Regions from separate parts of the Homo sapiens genome. Here region 1 is linked to region 2. Evidence: chromatin contacts called from ENCODE POLR2A ChIA-PET data. All regions are on one chromosome and are shown on one strand. The core of a region is the stretch at or near the end of the contact, and the rest is flanking DNA. Distances in the headings are between cores, read along the strand shown. Region 1 overlaps PLAAT3 (phospholipase A and acyltransferase 3). Region 2 holds the start of FERMT3 (FERM domain containing kindlin 3).

The links. ChIA-PET counts read pairs that join two places held with the same protein, here RNA polymerase II (POLR2A).
Region 1: POLR2A ChIA-PET joins it to region 2 with 14 read pairs in GM10248. The contact joins the enhancer-like site here to the promoter of FERMT3 in region 2. POLR2A ChIA-PET finds 5 or more read pairs at or near these places in 3 of 52 experiments (GM10248, HCT116 and WTC11).

Annotation. Positions count from the first base shown.
Region 1 is chr11:63,578,105-63,584,958 of GRCh38, forward strand. All of the region lies in intron 4 of PLAAT3 (phospholipase A and acyltransferase 3), which reads right to left. The region is part of intron 1 of LOC105369335 (a long non-coding RNA gene); the gene reads left to right. Among named protein-coding and RNA genes, the nearest start is that of PLAAT2, 18 kb to the left of the region's middle. Within about 2 kb of position 4,532, at least 4 of the 41 ENCODE cell types and tissues checked have a DNase peak (open chromatin) inside an H3K27ac peak, as active enhancers do.
Region 2 is chr11:64,203,276-64,210,215 of GRCh38, forward strand. It overlaps FERMT3 (FERM domain containing kindlin 3), which reads left to right and starts at 3,446. Exons shown (of 15, transcript NM_031471.6): 1 at 3,446-3,539; 2 at 4,076-4,249. The coding sequence starts at 4,090. It overlaps STIP1 (stress induced phosphoprotein 1), which reads left to right. Exons shown (of 14, transcript NM_006819.3): 13 at 175-347; 14 at 779-1,268. The coding sequence ends at 851. RefSeq lists enhancers at 2,055-2,617, 2,455-2,714, 2,618-3,180, 3,615-3,694, 4,015-4,094 and 2 more.

The DNA.
Region 1 (6,854 bases), core at 3,282-5,781, 620 kb before region 2:
AACCCCATCTCTACTAAAAATACAAAAAATTAGCCAGGCATGGTGGTGCGCGCCTGTAATCCCAGCCACTTGGGAGACTGAGGCTGAAGAATTCCTTGAACCTGGAAGGCAGAGGTTGCAGTGAGCTGAGATGGTGCCACTGCACTCCAGCCTGGACAACAGAGCAAGACTCAGTCTCAAAAGAAAAAAAAAAAAGAAAAGAAATAGTGCTCTGAGTCCCATCTTAATGGATAAAAGTAGACCTACACAAAGGCACATTACTATGAAATTTTATAGCATTGGGTAAAGATATTACAACATTTAGAGCAGGGAGAAAAACAGGAAATGGAGAAAAGATCAGGAATCAGGATGGCTTCAGATTTCTCAAAGCAATTCTGGAAGCAAGAAGACAATGGAGCAGTACTGGTACCAAAACAGAGATATAGACCAATGGAACAGAACAGAGCCCTCAGAAATAATGCCACATATCTACAACTATCTGATCTTTGACAAACCTGACAAAAACAAGAAATGGGGAAAGGATTCCCTATTTAATAAATGGTGCTGGGAAAACTGGCTAGCCATATGTAGAAAGCTGAAACTGGATCCCTTCCTTACACCTTATACAAAAATTAATTCAAGATGGATTAAAGACTTACATGTTAGACCTAAAACCATAAAAACCCTAGAAGAAAACCTAGGCAATACCATTCAGGACATAGGCATGGGCAAGGACTTCATGTCTAAAACACCAAAAGCAATGGCAACGAAAGCCAAAATTGACAAATGGGATCTAATTAAACTAAAGAGCTTCTGCACAGCAAAAGAAACTACCGTCAGAGTGAACAGGCAACCTACAGAATGGGAGAAAATTTTTCCAATCTACTCATCTGACAAAGGGCTAATATCCAGAATCTACAATGAACTCAAACACATTTACAAGAAAAAAAACAAACAACCCCATCAAAAAGTGGGCGAAGGATATGAACAGACACTTCTCAAAGGAGACATTTATGCAGCCAAAAGACACATGAAAAAATGCTCATCATCACTGGCCATCAGAGAAATGCAAATCAAAACCACAATGAGATACCATCTCATACCAGTTAGAATGGCGATCATTAAAAAGTCAGGAAACAACAAGTGCTGGAGAGGATATGGAGAAATAGGAACACTTTTACACTGTTGGTGGGACTGTAAACCAGTTCAACCATTGTGGAAGTCAGTGTGGCGATTCCTCAGGGATCTAGAACTAGAAATAACACTTGACCCAGCCATCCCATTACTGGGTATATACCCAAAGGATTATAAAACATGCTGCTATAAAGACACATGCACACGTATGTTTATTGCAGCACTATTCACAATAGCAAAGACTTGGAACCAACCCAAATGTCCAATAATGATAGACTGGATTAAGAAAATGTGGCACATATACACCATGGAATACTATGCAGCCATAAAAAATGATGAATTCATGTCCTTTGTAGGGACATGGATGAAGCTGGAAACCATTATTTTCAGCAAACTATCACAAGGACAAAAACCAAACATCGCATGTTCTCACTCATAGGTGGGAATTGAACAATGAGAACACATGGACACAGGAAGGGGAACATCACACACCAGGGCCTGTTGTGGGGTGGGGGGAGGGGGGAGGGATAGCATTAGGTGATACACCTAATGTTAAATGATGAGTTAATGGGTGCAGCACACCAACATGGCACATGTATACATATGTAACAAACCTGCACGTTGTACACATGTACCCTAAAACTTAAAGTATAATAAAAAAAAAAAAAAAAAAGAAGAAGACAATGGAGCAATGCCTCCAAAACTCTGAAGTGAAACCATTTCCAACCTAGAATTCTATACCCAGACAAAGTATCAAATCAAGTGAGAGGGTAAAATGACAAATAATTCAGACACACAGGGTCTCAAAGAATTTACCTCCCATGCATCCTCTTACAGAAAGCTGCTGAAAATGGTTCCCCAAAAACAGGGGAGTAAATGGAGAAAGTAGAAGACATGAGATAGAGAAAATGGGCCTTCTACTACTAGAGAGACTGGAAGGGAATCTCCCCAGAATGACAGTAAAGGGAGATTCCAGGATAACAACTTAGTACCAGGTGTAAAGAATAACTGGTAGGCAGAATGATAAGCCCCAAAAGGTGTCCATGTCCTAATTTCAGGAATCTATAAATATATCATGCTACATGGCAAGTGAGAATTAAGCTTACAAATGGAGTTAAGGCTGCTAATCAATTTACCTTAAAATACAGAAATTATCGGCCAGGTGTGGTGGCTCACGCCTGTAATCCCAGCACTTTGGGAGGCCGAGGAGGGTGGATCACGAGGTCAGGAGTTCGAGACCAGCCTGGCCAACATGGTGAAACCCCATCTCTACTAAAAATACAAAAATTAGCCAGGCGTGGTGGCACATGCCTCTAATCCCAGCTACTTGGGAGGCTGAGGCAGGAGAATCACTTGAACCCAGGAGGCAAAGTTTGCAGTGAGCTGAGATCACGCCACTGCACTCCAGCCTGGGCAACAGAGCAAGACTGTCTCAAAAAAACAAAAACAAAAAAAAGAGGAAATTATCCTAGATTATTCAGATGGGCCCAATGTAATTACAAAGTTCCTTAAAAGGTAGAAGACAGACAGAAGAGTTAGTGTCACAATGATGCAATATAAGACTCAACCAGCCATTGCTCTAGCTTTGAAAATAGATGGGGACTATAAGCCAAGGAATGCCAGTATGTTGTGGAAAGTCGGGGACCCCAAACGGAGGACCAGCTGAAGCCACAGCAGAAGAACATAAATTGTTAAGATTTCATGGACATTTATCAGTTCCCAAAATTAATACTTTCATAACTTCTTACACCTGTCTTTACTGCAATCTCTGAACACAAATTGTGAAGATGTCATGGACATTTATCACTTCCCCAATTAATACTCTTATAATTTCTTATGCCTGTCTTTAATCTCTTAATCACGTTATCTTCGTAAGCTGAGAATGTACGTCACCTCAGGACCACTATTGTACAAACTGATTGTAAAATATGTGTGTTTGAACAATACGAAATCAGTGCACCCTGAAAAAGAACAGAATAACAGCGATTTTCAGGGAACAAGGAAAGATAACCATAAGGTCTGACTGCCTGCGGGGTCGGGCAGAATAGAGCCATATTTTTCTTCTTGCAGAAAGCCTATAGACAGATGTGTGAGTAGGAGAAATATCGCTGAATTCTTTTCCGAGCAAGGAACAACCCTGGGGAAGGAATGCATTCCTGGGGGTAGGTCTATAGACGGCCGCTCTGGGAGTGTCTGTCTGATGCAGTTGAGATAAGGACTGAAATATGCCCTGTCTCCTGCAGTACCCTCAGGCTTACTAGGATTGGGAAATTCCAGCCTGGTAAATTCTAGTCAGACTGGTTGTCTGCTCTCAAACCCTGTTTCCTGTTAAGATGTTTATCAAGACAATGCGTGCACAGCAGGACACAGACCCTCATCAGTAATTCTAATTTTGCTTTCACCTTGTGATCTTTATAGCCCTTTGAAGCATGTGATCCTTGTGACCTACTCCCTGTTTGTACGCCCTCTCCCCTTTTAAAATCCGTAATAAAAACTTGCTGATTTTGTGGCTGGGGGTTGTCATCACGGTCCTACCAATATGTGATGGCACCCCTGGAGGCCCAGCTGTAAAATTTCTCTCTTTGTACTCTTTCTCTTTATTTCTCAGCCTGGCCAACACTTACGGAAAATAGAAAAGAACCTATGTTGAAATATTAGGGACTGGTTCCCCCAATACCAGTAACCTCTAGAAGTTGGAAAAGGCAAGAAAATTGATTTTCTCCTACAGACACTAGAAAAGAATGTCAATGCTTTGATTTTAGCCCAGTGAAACTCATTTTAGACTTCTGGCCCACAGAACTGTTGATAATAAATTGTGGAGTCTTAAGCCACTAACTTTGTACTAATTTGTTACAGCAGCAATAGGAAAATAATGCACTTATCAATCCAGATTGGAGCATTGTGACTCCAGAGCCTAGCATGTTGAGGACTGCCATAACCACTATCCTCTCCCATTGTACTGTGTTTCTAACCTAAAGCAACTTCTGGAGGATGTGATCTACCTAAATAAGAGAAAGAGCAAAGAAACAGAAAACTAAGAGATCATAGAATCAGAGAATGCAATCCAAGAGAAGGAAAGGAAATCCAAAGGATGACAGCCAAGGGGAGTCCAGGATGACAGCCATGCAATTGGCCAAGGAGCAACCAGCACAGAGGGAAGAAGGGCCATCTCTGGGATAGACGTGTCCAAGCAAAATAAACAAGAACTTGTAGGTTACTTGACATGGTTTCCCTTGTGGAGAACTGTACTGAGAGCTAATTGGATCATGTGGGAAGAATTGACAACAGGTACAAAGAAAACTCGGCAATGAAAGGAAGTAATAATTATCATAAAGAAAAAAGAACTCCCTCCACTTCCCTCCCAAAACAGAAAGGAAACTATCACAATTCACCACGACACTCAGCTGTGAGTTTTCTCATCATGAGTTCTGGCTGCTGAGAAATCAGTTCTGGGCACCTTGTGTTAATTACACTGCTGTGTTTCCTGAGGTTAAACACAACTATGTGTTTCCTGACATTAAACACATTTATGGCCCAGATAAGCCTCAGTAGCATCAAGATACGTATATATTTTTAACCACTGAAGATCCCCAAACTCTTCTCAACATTGGTCACATAGAAGTTTTAACAGATAGCCAGGCACAGTAGCTCATGCTTATAATCCCAGCACTTTGGGAGGCCGAGGCAGGCGGATGATGAGGTCAGGAGTTCGAGACCAGCCTGACCAACATGGTGAAACCTCATCTCTACTAAACATACAAAAATTAGCCAGGCATGGTGGCACGCACCTGTAATCCCAGCTACTCAGAAGGCTGAGGCAGGAGAATCACTTGAACCGGGAGGCGGAGGTTGCAGTGAGCCGAGATCACACCTCTGCACTCCAGCCTGGGTGACAGAGTGAGACACCATCTCAAAAAAAAAAAGTAGTTTTAACAGACAGAATTCATGATGACCAAAGTTTGGATGGAGCTACCAACCTGAGGTTTGACTGCTGCTAAGTCTTTAAATGCTCCTCTAAAAGATAATTAGGCATGGTTTTGTGGCAGCCATGGTTCTGTTGGGTTAACTTGCTAGGGAACCTGCATAAAATCACTTGTATCCAGCATTTTCCTTGCTAAGCTCTGTGTCAGGGTAGGAGAAATAGTCTGCAGATAATGGAGGAGGAACAATATGTCCCTAGTTCTTTATAGAACCTCATGGTGTGAAAACAAAAGCTGATGCAACTGGTTCATACAAAAGATACTTTGTCAAGGAAAACAACAATAACCTCATTGTTTGTGGCCATGCTTTGTACATAGTCAAAGAGTATGATTAAACACAAGACTGTTGGAAGCTAGTTAGTCCTAATAGTGCAAACTTGATGGGAAAAACTCTCTCTCCAAGAGTCAGTGCTACCTTCAGATGCCATTGATCATTTTCATGTTGCAAGACTGAAAGGTCCAATCCAGCTGCTGTGTTGTTATTACAGGATTTCTGATCATGAAAATGGGCTACCTGGTGTGTGTCACAGGTCTTAAATCAGGATATCAGGATATTGTGAAAGAGAAAAGCTGTCTCTCATTAGAAATATTAAGAAGACTGTTTTTTTTTTAAGTGGGCAAACAAATTCTGCCAGACTACAGACATTTAGACATTTATACTACAAAGCTCTTCTGAGTTAAGCCTTGATTTAGGGAAATCTAAATCATTTCTGGAAAAAAGAAAGTGCTAATGTGCTGCCTTCACTTTCAACAATGTTATAGGTGGATTAAAGAAGAAGTGGAGATAGTAGTGTTATTCTGAAAGCAATCCAATTGAGACTGTTAGAGGTTACAATATAAGAATGGTTATGAAATAGTTGTATATTTTCCAACAGTGATCAAGTATACAAAAAATAATAAATCATTTAAAAAGAAATAAAATATTTGCATAAAAATTTGGTTTCATTTACAGTAATTTCAAAATAATACCCCACAATTTATCCAGATTTATGTAATATATGTATTGCCGCCAGACACATCTTCAATTTCTATTTACCTTAATATTTTCTCTCACTCAGACTAGACTTCATTGTGAGTATAGCTTCTGGTTGCTTTTTTTTTTTTTTTAAGTACTGTTCAGTATGAAAGTTTCTTTACAAAACCCTACTAAAATATATGTTTTTTGAAACCTAAATATTTTTAGGTAGGTGGAAAGTAGGAGAATCTTTTTTTTAGAATATTCTTAGGCATGTAAAGCACAAATTACGTTTTAGTTTAAATTCATTGTTTCCCTTCTCAGGAAATTTGATTAATCATAAACTTTTTTTTTTGTTTTTTTTTGTTTTTTTTTTTTTGAGACAGAGTCTTGCTCAGTCGCCCAGGCTGGAGTACAGTGGTGCAATCTCGGCTCACTGCAAGCTCCGCCTCCTGGGTTCACGCCATTCTCCTGCCTCAGCCTCCCAAGTAGCTGCGACTACAGGCCACCACGCCCAGCTAATTTTGTTTTGTATTTATAGTAGAGACGGGGTTTCACCAGGTTAGCCAGGATGGTCTTGATCTCCTGACCTCGTGATCCACCTGCCTTGGCCTCCCAAAGTGCTGGGATTACAGGCGTGAGCCACCGCACCTGGCCATAAATATTCTTTTGAAGGAAAATCTAGTCTGCTTCAAAGAGCTCAGCACAAATATAATGACTGGTCAGATTCTTTAAAACACACAAAAATATCCTCATGAGTTAAATGAAAAGGAGAGTCACTGCACTGACAGTGCTTACAAAGAAAA
Region 2 (6,940 bases), core at 2,196-4,695:
TTGGGGCTTTTCCATGTTCAGTCCCTGATTTCTTCCCTGTCACCTCCATTTCTCTCTGTTTCTCTCTTACTTGTTCTCTCTCCCCTTGTCAGTTACCTCTGTTATCTTGGACCTGCTGAAGCAGTGAGCTGGGTGGTCCTAACACGCTTCACCTTTGTCTCTTCTGGACTGCAGGAGGCGGCAGACGGCTACCAGCGCTGTATGATGGCGCAGTACAACCGGCACGACAGCCCCGAAGATGTGAAGCGACGAGCCATGGCCGACCCTGAGGTGCAGCAGATCATGAGTGACCCAGCCATGCGCCTTATCCTGGAACAGATGCAGAAGGACCCCCAGGCACTCAGCGAGTACGTAGAGTCAGAGAGGCGGCCTTGCTGGAAATGGAGAACAAAAGCAGGCAGATGAGTGCACGCGGCTGGGGGGTGGTATGCTCAGTCTGCGAGGAAGAGGAATTCTGTCATTCTTCCTAAACTTAAGGAGATTGGCAGTGGGTGGCGAGCTGGAAGGGCTTTGTTAGTCGTGATAGCTTAAGCAGTCATTTGGAAAGGCCCATTTAGCTGGGAGAAAGGTCTTGACTGGAAGCTGTGTCGTGGGCTCAAGAGTAGGACTGGCAAGTTCTGCGAAGTGGAGCAGGCCTCTGCAGCTCGGCGCCCCGGGCCTCGCCAGGACCCCTCCCTGCCGGGGCCTTCTGTAGAGGGGGTTGAATTGGGGCTTGCTCTGAGAGCAAGTAAGACTTTAAAGGTTGTCTCATTTCAAGTAACTGCGTCTTCCTCTGTAGACACTTAAAGAATCCTGTAATAGCACAGAAGATCCAGAAGCTGATGGATGTGGGTCTGATTGCAATTCGGTGATGACTTGTTCATCCCCCCTTCCCTTCGCCCTCATGTGGAAAGAGGAGCTGGGACCGCGGCGAGCAGCACGGAGCGGAAGGGAGAGCAGGGGAGAGAAGGCCTCATCTCTCTATATTTATACATAACCCCGGGGAAGACACAGAGACTCGTACCTGCGCTGTTTGTGCCGCCGCTGCCTCTGGGCCCTCCCAGCACACGCATGGTCTCTTCACCGCTGCCCTCGAGTTCCATGTCTCTTTCCCCTGCCCCTAGTTGCTGTCTCGGCTGCTCTCCCATAGTTGGTTTTTTTTTTATTTGGGGCAGTGGGCATGTTATGGGGAGGGGAGGGGGTTCTTCCAGCCTCAGGTCCCAGCTGTCTCACGTTGTTTATTCTGCGTCCCCTTCTCCAATAAAACAAGCCAGTTGGGCGTGGTTATATGTTGCTTTGGCCTTGAGTGATTTTTTTTTTTTTTTTAAACCAGGAGTTTGTCTTGCAGGGGCTGCTCCTGGAACCTGATCTTGCTCTTCTCTTTGGGGCGGGCTTAGGAGGAGTCCCAAGCTGTGGCTTGGCACAGCTCCATGGCTTTGCCAAGAAGGTTGCCAGATGGCGCTGTTGCTCAGCAGCTGGAAGGGAATCTGAAGGCTTCCCCACCCCAAGTAGTACCAATGAGAGGTTCAGATAAGCTTTGGGTGCTGTTAATTCTCCACGTTATAGTGGAGATCCAGAGAACAGGATTCTAATGTGAGATGCTGAGACCTCTGTGGGGAGAGGGCAGCTATGCTGTTAGCTGCTGTTAGATTTAGGAGTTGGGTCATGGATTGTTTTTGTTTTGTTATTTGAGATGGAGTCTCAGGCTGGAGTGCAGTGGTGTGATCTCGGCTCACTGCAACCTCCACCTCCTGGGTTCAAACGCTTCTCCTACCTCAGCCTCCCCAGTAGCTGGGATTACAGGAGCCTGCTACCACACCCAGCTAATTATTATATTTTAGTGGAGACAGGTGTTTCGCCATATTGGCCAGGCTAGTCTCGAACTCCTGACCTCAAGTGATCCACCCGCCTCAACCTCCCAAAGTGCTGGGATTACAGGCATGAGCCACTGCACCCCACTGGGTGATGGGTTTTTTTTGTTTGTATTTTTTGAGATGGTGTCTCTCTCTGTCGCCCAGGCTGGAGTGCAGTGGCGTGATCCAGCTCACTGCAAGCTCTGCCTCCCGGGTTCACGCCATTCTCCTGCCTCAGTCTCCCGAGTAGCTGGGACTACAGGCGCCCGCCACCACGCCCGGCTAATTTTTTGTTTGTTTGTTTGTTTGTATTTTTAGTAGAGACGGGGTTTCACCGTGTTAGCCAGGATGGTCTCAATCTCCTGACCTCGTGATCCACCCGCCTGGACTTCCCAAAGTGCTGGGGTTAACAGGCGTGAGCCACCGCGCCCGGCCTGGGTGATGGTTTTAATGCACGGCTCTTACCTGAGAACTTAGGGTGCTAAGCTTTAATTACACTTTTCCATGGTTGCAACAAGCTGCGTTTTCTAAAGCTCTCTTCCTGGACTGGGGAGGCCTTTGGGGCAGGAGTAAAACTTCCTCATTTGCTCCAAGAGTGCTGCTTTCTGGGCTAGGAAGGCGCTGAGACTAGCAGCTGGCTGGACTTCCTGCTGTTAGTTTCATCAGCTTTCTTTTCCCCTGGGAATCCCCGGCAGGCCGCCCCCTTCCCCATCTGAGTGGCGATGCTCAGGTAGCCTCCCCCATTGGCAGGACTCTGCCGCCCCCAGGCTTGCCCACCCTGCATGCTCCAACCCCAGTGTGTTCACTGGAAAGGCCGCTGTCCTGCGCAGAGCTGGTGGCGGACGTGCCTTGCTCTACTGAAGTCCACATCCTAGGGCAGGTGATGAGCAGGAGGGTATAGACCACCAGAGACCCCTGAGGTGTCACCTAAGCAGGGACTTGATGGGAGTGAGCCTCGTGGGGACTCGGGGAGGCTCATCCAAGTGGAGCACAGTGGAGGGGTCGTGTTTGGAGCTGGGTGACCTGAGGGCCCGGGAGGTTGTGGATGGTCTGGGCCAAGTACTGTTCACTTGTTCACCTGGCAGGTCTGAGTTCATGAGTTTGAAGGTAGCCCTACGCGGAGCTAGGAAAAACTGCAAAATGGACTTGTTTCCCTCTGGGGCCTTGAGGGATCCTTGGTTGATAGGGATAGCCAGGCTGGAGCCGATTTAACCTGTGAGTCCCAAATAACCTGGATACACTCTGTCGACTCCTGGGCTCTCCCTCCGGCAGCCCAGTGATGTTTCAAAGCCCAAGGTCCCCACCTCATGTGACAGGCTGAGGATGGCAGACACTTCCCACAAAAGTGGACCTAGCCCTGAACACACACAGCCGGGGGACTTGTTGAGTTTGCACTGAGCTTCCCTCCAAATGAGGAAGGGGGCGTTTTTATGGTGTTGAGTCGCTAAGCCCCGCTCTCCCTAGCTTCCTGTGCTCTCTGGGGACAAAGGTGGGGGGGCCCCTGGAACCCTCTGTGGGCTGGCAGTGTGCTTCCTGCACCCAGCGCCAGCCCGCCCTGGGGAGGGGCTGAACCCGCCCTGCTCGTGATAAGGCACAAGCAAGGGCTGCCCTGAAGGAAGCTCCAAAGAGAAAGGAGGGCAGGAAGCCCACGGCCCACAGGGGTGTAGCCCGAGACCCACCTGCAGCCCCCAGCCCTTGCCAGGAAAGGTAAGCTCAGGCCTCACTGGGACCCTGGGCCCTTCTCTTCCTTATCCTCCTGCAGCCTCTGCCCAGCCTGCCTCTCGCCATGCGGCAGCCTGAACTTTCCACCTCCCCGGAGAGGCTTTGGCTGGTTTGTGATGTTGGCATCTGAGCTGTGGGCCAGGATCGGAACTACTTCCTGGCCTGGGTACGAAGCCATGGCCAGAGTGGGCAGCTGCCCCTGAGGGTCTGGGAGTGAGCTGTGGGCTGGCATTGAGCACGGTGGTCCTGAGTGAGCCCCTTCTTACCCGGCCTCAGTCTGCCCGCCTGTAGGATGGGAGCGGATTGGACTACATGGTCTCTGAGGGCCCTCGCGGCTCAAGCGCCAGCGCTGGAGAGAGAGTCTGAGGGTACCACGGGCGTGCTGGCCTGGGTGCTCACTCCCGCCCTCCTTCATGAGCGGCTTTCCTCTGGGTGTGTCCAGGGCATCACAGAGCTCTTCTGCCCAAACCCGGAGGCCTACCAGGGCCTGCCCACCTTGCCTCCTTCCACACTCTCTGTAGCAGCAGCCGCAGCCATGGCGGGGATGAAGACAGCCTCCGGGGACTACATCGACTCGTCATGGGAGCTGCGGGTGTTTGTGGGAGAGGAGGACCCAGAGGCCGAGTCGGTCACCCTGCGGGTCACTGGGGAGTCGCACATCGGCGGGGTGCTCCTGAAGATTGTGGAGCAGATCAGTGAGTGTCCGCTGCCCGCTTGCTGAACTCGGCACCATGGGCGGCCGCCACGGGTGTCTCTGGGCACTTCCGGGCCATCCCTGCTGCTCAGCTCCCGATAATGGTGTCACGGTGACTCAGGCATTAGCTTAATCATTTGGTTCCAAAAAAGACATTTCCCCAACTTCCTCTCCCTCCCACCCTCTTCCCTCCCTCCCTTCTGCTGCAGCTGGTCTGCTAAGGATCAGACGCAGCCACAATCCTCCATTCAGCCACCAATAGGGGCAGAAGGAGTGGTCTTGTCTGGGCCGAGGCTGAAGTCACATTGCTGAGGTCTGAGGGGGTCTAGGTGACCCAGGGGCCTGCCCCCACGCTCCCTCCCCTTGGCGGAAGCTTTGAGCAGGTTGGTGACAGGCCCAGCCTGGGTGGGAAGGCCCTGCCCCCACAGGAAGTTACAGCAGAGCAGCTGTGGTATCAGTCATGGAGGACCACGGGGCTAGTGACACGGGGGCTCCTCATCTTCCTTCCCTGCCGGGGGTGGGGGCTACCCCTTCCTGAGAGAGCAGCAGGAAGACCCCGATAGGCAGAGCCGGAAGACAGGCCCACCACAGTCCCGGCCAAGAGCCTGGGCCTGGGCTGCCAGTGGGTGGGGGGTGGGTGATGGTGGGGAGGCTTCCTCAGACCCCGCCAGGCCACCATGTGCAGCACAGGAGGAGGTCAGTCCGACTGTGGAGAGGATAGGGTCCAGAACGGCCCGGCCACAAGACTGAGGCTGTGAGGGGAGCTGCCAGGGGCAGGGCCCGGAGCAGCTGTGAGAATAGAAGTGAGGAACAGAGAGAGGGTGGTGAAGACCTGGGTGGCCCCAGGGCACGGCATGAGGGTAACGCAGGAGGCCTTAACCTGGAGTCAGACAGACCCCGCTGCTCTACCCGCTGCTGGGCACCCCAGGGCAAGTTCCTTTAGCTCTGTGTTCCCTGTGGTGGGGATACTGTCACTCCTAAGCACATCAGCTCTGTCTACTGATGCTCAGCCTGGCCGCCCCGGGCCAGTCCCTGGCCTCCTGGAGCAGCAGCGGGTGAGACTGACCCATGGGGGCTGCGTGCCGGCTGCCGCACAGAGGGCGCTATCATGGGGGCCTGGAGCCAGAGGAGGGGGCTGCCCCGAGCCCAGGATGGGGATAACCCCAGGAGAAGTCCTGAGAGGTGGCCTCAGCAGGGAGGAGCAAGGTGGTGGCGCTGGGACTCGGAGGGCTGTGAATTAGGGCTCTCGGCTGGTGAGGATGCTGGGAGCGTGACCAGAAATGAGGCTGGCTGGTGCCTGGCCAGCTCTGCATGGCCCCGAAGGCCTCCAGAAGGGGTCTAGACTTTCTTCTGGAGGGGAAGGTGGCCACCGAAGGGTTCTCAGCAGGAGGCTGTCCTGCTAAGGTCAGCAGCAAGGCGAAAGGCTGGTGGCGGCAGGCCCCTGAGGAGGCTGTGGTCCTGGTTAGAGACACCAGGGCCTCCTAAGGCCGGGCAGGGAGGATGGAGAGGAGGGTGGATTTTAGAGGTGGGATTGGCATTGATTACATGTGGTGGCTAGAAGAGAAAGGGAGGATGCCTGGGCCTTTGGCGCGAGTCCGTGTCCCCCAGCCCTGAGAGGTGGTGTAGGGAGCTGGTGAGGAGGGGGAGCTGGCTAGGAGAGGGCACCTCTGTGCACAGCGAGTCTGAGCTGAGCTCCAAAAGCCGAGACCAGGAGTCATGGTGCTTACAGTCCCAGTGTCAGCCACTCGGCCACAGGAACAGAGGGTTCTGGAAAGGAGGAAGCCGGTGGACAGGCCCCTCAGCTGGCAGCACATGGGTTTCTGGCTGGGGGCCCAGGGCAGGGTCTGGGCCGAGGGCCACGCATGGGGAGGCAGCAGAAAATGGCAACTGAAACCACAGAATAGGGAGACCCAGTAAGGGGACCTGGCCGAGGCAGGAGAAGAGGGTCCCAGGCCGAACCTGGGGAAAGGACAAGGTAAGGGGCCGGTCAGGAGAGGGACCGGAGAGGGGCCAGAGAGGACAGGAGAAGAGCAAGGAGCCAAGACAAGGGGATGCGGCGGCACACAGCCAGAGTCCCACTGGGGTGCCCAGGAGGGAAGGGCCCAGCCTGGGAGGGGAAGTGCCGGAGGACGAGCGCTTCTCTTGGTTTGGCAGCAGTGGTGATGCCCGGCATGTGCAGCAGTGGGGTTGGGGGCTGGCTGAGGTGGGTGGGATGCAGTGGGAATCAGAAAACTCACCGGGAGGACCTGGGAGGAACTCAGGAAACAGGGCTTTGCAAACTCTCAAGGGCTGTGTGCCCAGAGCAGCTTTCCGGCAGCCTTTTTCCTATGCTCTCTCCCACCTGTTCATGCTCCTGGAGGGAGGAGGCGGGGAGACCTGTGCCTTCCATTACTGTAACTCCAGTTCCCAGCTGGCTGACAAGGGACAGACGCACATCTCTAATTCAATGCTCACTCATGGATCGTCATGTGCGTGCACAAGTTTGCTGCAAACCCTGCAGCTACCACATGGGAGGCCTTGTTCCGTGTCCCAGTTTGTAAGATCGTTATTGTATCTTACAGGGAAACTGAGGCCCAGTGAGGTTAAGTGGCTTGTCCAAGGTCACACAGCTAATAGCTAAAAATATTGAGTGCTCACTGCTCCAGGCCAGGCACAGGTCCAGGCCCTGAGGACATACAACGGTGAGACAGAC